2 separate regions of the Homo sapiens genome follow, and region 1 is linked to region 2. A link is an interaction called in ENCODE POLR2A ChIA-PET data of the cell type or tissue named here. Cell type or tissue: OCI-LY7. All regions are shown on one strand.

What was found. Peaks named below come from ENCODE experiments on the same cell type or tissue, not always from the same donor. Only the 100,000 strongest peaks of a DNase experiment are listed, where the experiment ranks them.
Region 1: POLR2A ChIA-PET joins it to region 2 with 5 read pairs; 3 of 35 experiments call an interaction of 5 or more read pairs at or near these places.

What each region holds. Positions count from the first base shown.
Region 1 is chr13:74,681,903-74,684,402 of GRCh38, reverse strand. No RefSeq gene overlaps it. Among named protein-coding and RNA genes, the nearest start is that of LINC00347, 130 kb to the right of the region's middle. In OCI-LY7, no CTCF peak of the experiment used is centred here; no DNase peak of the experiment used is centred here.
Region 2 is chr13:74,502,460-74,504,959 of GRCh38, reverse strand. No RefSeq gene overlaps it. Among named protein-coding and RNA genes, the nearest start is that of LINC00347, 49 kb to the left of the region's middle. In OCI-LY7, no CTCF peak of the experiment used is centred here; a DNase peak (open chromatin) is centred at 1,399.

The sequences.
Region 1 (2,500 bases), 180 kb before region 2:
TTACAAAAGCTGAAGCAGATAGAGTTGAAGGCTTGAGAAGAGGTTAATTAGACTTGAGAAATTATATATTACCTTTAACTTGCAAGTGGTTATGACTCTTAAAATTATAAACAACATTATTTCCTTTTGATAAATCTCTCAATAGCTGACACTATTTGTTGCTTACCTAGCAGTCATTCTCCTATATTTCTTGCTAACTGCACTTCTGTTTTATTGTATTCAGGTGGCAGTATGCCCACGCCATGAATGTCCAAGCTATTTATGGTAATCCTATCCCCCTGCATCAATGTCCACATGAAAGTAACACCATTCTAGTCAATACTACATAAGTAGAAGTATAGGAGATCACTTTCACGAGGGTTTTCCTCCCTTAAAGAAATGAAGGCCACATGAGAAATGATTTCTTTCAATATCTCCCTCACTTCTGCTTCAGTTGCTCCCGTTTAAAAATGTGAAACCTGGAGTTTTGTCAGCCATCTTTCAACCATGAGGTGACCAGCCTGGAGACAAATGTCAGCATGCTGAGAATGCTGAAATAGAAGAATGAAATGAGATTGGGTCTTTGATGACACTACTGAGCCATGGAACAAATTTTGGAAAGCTTGCCCTTAGATGTCTTGCTTGCTTTAGTGAAAATTCAACATCTATTATTGAGCTACTGCTTTTCGATCTTTACACATATGGCTACATATAGAGTTATATTTGTATGGAACACTGGAGTACACAGGGCAGAATCTTCTCAGACAGAAACAAGTTGCTCAAGGACTTCAGTGGCCTCAGGCACCCCCTCCTGGCCAGTTTTACAGTGCCTATGATTAGCACCTCATCTACCTGCAACCTACTCATGGCACACTGTAGCATACCAGTTAAGAAGTTCTTTTGGTTTCAACACATTCTGTAGAGACTGAACACATCCTAATTAAGTTATATACTGAGTACTGATTTAAACTCATGCAAAATATTTCTTGTCATGGAGGTCAACTAACCCATCTATCAAATAGTGTCTAGTAAGAACAGGCTCACCTTTGCGCTACTCTAACGGCCCAAACATGAGCAGAGCTGAGGAACTTCTTGGTCTTCTGGAATACACCTAGAGAGTTGGGTCATAAAGGGAAAATATATTTTACCTCTGTAGTTTTATTGTGTTTTAAATTTAATTACTTTGACTCTTATAATAGGCTAATATATTTAGAGGACATTATTTTTACAGTAAAAACACCTTTAAAGTGTGTGTCTAAGTTACTATTTGAACATCTGGATCCAATTCATAATATGGAAATCACATCAAACCAACTAAGTAAAAAGAATAACTAAAAACAGGTCATGTAACAAAAAGCTCTGAGAATTCAATGAAACCTCAATGTGTTCTCATGACCATCTTTCTAATATACTAAGAAGGTCTGGAGTTATTCCAGTTGCAGAGTTCCCTAATGATGAACTAAGATGACAGTGTTGTACTTACAATGGGTAATTTTTAAAGGGCTTACAAGGTCTTGTGTTCCAAATAAGGACTGTGTTCCCTAAAGAGGGAACATTTCTAAGCATTTCTTATTCATAATTAAATAGGTTTTCTGGCAGCAGACAATGAAATTCACAGGATTTATATTGACTCCTTCTGTTTGGGAATAAATTGTAGACTCCGGATATCTCTGAATCACATTCTGTCCCTCAGATTTTTATTTATTGCTACAAGAGCTGCTGAAGCATAAATTTCTTGGAAACCAAGTACTTTCTTCAGGGAAAATGAGGCATATATCTGGGCTTTTTGAATAATCGTTTCAGTTTATCTAAAGTGTGCGATCTATATATATGGATACATATACACATTAAATATACATATATTTAGTATGTATTTTAATACACATTTCTATGTATATTTTAATATAAATTTCAATTTTTATTTAATTTAGGTATAATCACTTACCTATTAACTTATTCAGCGAAATTATTTAACTCAGGCACCACCATGCGAAAGAGCATCTGTCACTAGTTAAGCCCTAAGGCTTGGATTTGACTACTAAGATTAACATAAGGTGTTGTTGTTGTTGTTGTTGTTTTTGCAAATATCGAATCATCAGCAAACAACGTTTGCAAAGTATGAAACTGTTTAAATGTTGAAATTGGCATTTTTCCTGGTGTTAGTGATTTGGGGTACAGTGTGTCCCATTCTTAATGTATGGATGGGGTAAAAGCTCGTGAAAGCAAGACGCCTGCAGTCATGCCAGCTGGAAACACAATAGTAGCAAACCCTGAAGCCAGCAACACTGCAAGAACTGCCAGGGGAGCAAAGGCTCATCTTCTGTGGCTTTCTGACCAGTGCCAGTTCTTGTGCATGGGTATTGGCTAATTTCCAGAGCAGGCCACAATATCGACTGGCTTTGTGGTACAAAAAAAGAGCTATTTTTTTTCTTCTACTCTTCATCCATGGAGTAGATCTAGTAGGGACAACTATGCTCAGGTTCTCCTAGACCCCCTGCAGAAGATAACAGCTCAGGGAAGA
Region 2 (2,500 bases):
ATATTTAGTGCAATGTGTATTTGTCCCTCCAAGACTCTTAAATACAGAACATTTCCGATTATGTAAAAAGCATAATTTACTTAAGTAATGATTACTTGCTGACTTCTGTGAGGTAAATTTTATATGATGTTGCTCGCATTTTCTATTTTGTCTTTATTTGGGCTGCAGCCGTACCCACCTGATCTGTCATGTGCATTTTCAGTGAGGCTCCCTGAGGTTCTTACAGTGATGAATAAAGGAATCTGCACATTTGTACTACACAGACTTTGCTGATTTAATGAGAGCCATGCCAGTGGTACTAAATCAAGCCTATCATTTCCGAAAGGCTTTGATTTTCGGACATTAATACCAATTACCATGTTTTTGTTGACAAGACAATGAAATATCCAGGATAATATTGGTCAAAATTATATTTACTGAAAGGAGAGGACTAATGTGGACCCCGGTATAGTATTAGCTTTTTTTTTTTAAAGGATAAGATTTTTCTGGAGGGAAAAAGAAACAACTGAAGGAAAAAAACCTTTTCGCTTCCAATGAAAATGGAACATATCTGTACTTTGACTTTTCATTTCATTCAAACCAGACTTGGTAGAACTCAGCAGGGTGGTGCCAGGGACATTCTCCAATTTCCTGGTCTTGTTCTACAGCAGCATATTAAGCTTTTGGAAACATCAATCAGGAGACAGAAAATTGATCTTTCAGCTTTTGAGGTAAGAACAAAAGGTATAGTATTGCCTTTTTTACTTCCTATGTTTTTTCCTCCCCACCTACTACCTGCTGTTCTGTTCCTTCCATCCTTCCCCTATAGATTCCACAATCCCCAGGTGCCATCTGCTTACTGCTCCTCTCTTTTCTTATTCCGGGATTCAATACTGCAGTCCTTATATGATTGTCTGGCCATTCATTCATTTATTCAGTCAATCAGTGGTTAATCAAACATATGAACATGTGTTGTATGTGGTGTTCTTATTATATTAATATTCATGTAATTTGTATAATTTTATGAAATAAGCTCAACTGTTTTACAATGTTGTGGGCATATAGCAGACATCACTATAAAACCATTTTCTGTCATGGGAAGCTTGCCAAAGATGGCAACAATGAAAGCTGGAACTTAAGAGAAATTCAGTGTAGTGTGAGAAATAAAAAAGTGAAGCTATTACTTGCTGGGATCAGTTGTTTTTCTTCTTCCTCTGAAAGCTGGTCTGCAAAGTTTGCTTCAAGAAAATTCAGTAGGTCCACAGCTTCCAGATCCATTTCATCTTCCAGTGGGCTTCCTTTGTCAGGAGCTCAGCCAAGCTGGGAGAGAGTGAGCTAGCTGAGCTGTCAGGTGTCTGAGTAGCCAATTAAGGCAACAAGTCAAAAAAGTGAAAAAGCCAAAGCTTTGATCACTTACTGTGATGGTATAAGCAACAGTCTAAAACCACAGGAAGTACCAACTCTCCCTGTTCCATTTTCACCCATGAGACAATGCACAAATTGAGGGTCAGGTGGATCTGCATAGACGTGGGGGTCATCTCACTGTTAAGGGAGCCCCTAACAAAAGACTTAGGCAGTTTTATAGACTCTGCAGTTGGGAGAGAGGGCAAGGGCTGAGGGTTATGAGTGGAAACGTACTGAGTCCTGAGTCAGAGTTGGGGAAAGTGTCTTCAAGGTTTTCGCTTCTGCCTCCTGTAAGGGGTCCTTGGTAGAGGCAACTGAAGACCTCTACTGTAGGCCTCAAATAAAGAGACCTAGGAATGAAAGCACCTGGGCTAGGACTGTAAATATGTGAAACAGCATGACCTGCCAGAGGGACGCGAGTCCTTACTGCAACTCCTCTCAGAAAGTAATGCACTGGCTTTGCACCATAGTGTGAGGAGGCAGCTTCCTCCTGAATGGCCTGCCAGGTACAGCTTTGGAATTGCCTATGGCCAGGTATGAAAAATCACACATATGTTCTTAACCATGAGCTGAAATCCTCATTCTTTATTTTTCATTTTTGGCCTAGAAAGTAGAGAAAAAGCAACAGAAGTAAAATTTGTGTGTAGATTTGAAGAAGTCCCAGAACACGAAGAGAGAAATTAAAAATGAATTGTCAATGGGTCTGAGAGATGGAGGTATAGAATCCCTGCCCCAATACCGTAGTCTCAATAAAGATATTTTTTGTAATTAGAAAATAGATTTCTTTCATTCTAGCTGAAGCATTCAAGGGGAAAACAGAACAGACAGAGATGTGAAGAATTGCAGTCTCTTACGTGAAAAAGTTCTTTCTACTGCATTCCACTCCCATGAGTTCCTAATCTCTTTAACTATCTCCATCGCTAAGTTGTCTGATTTCATCTTCTCAAAGATGGAGGACACAGATGGACAGAAATGTGTGACATCCTGAGAGAATATCAATTATGGAGTTAGTCCTGAGATCCTTGGACAAGTAACTGAATGTGAGTCTCAGTTTCCTCACCTGTACAATAATGACAGGAATACTGAACTGATAAACCTACAGGACAGTTCTCCAGCA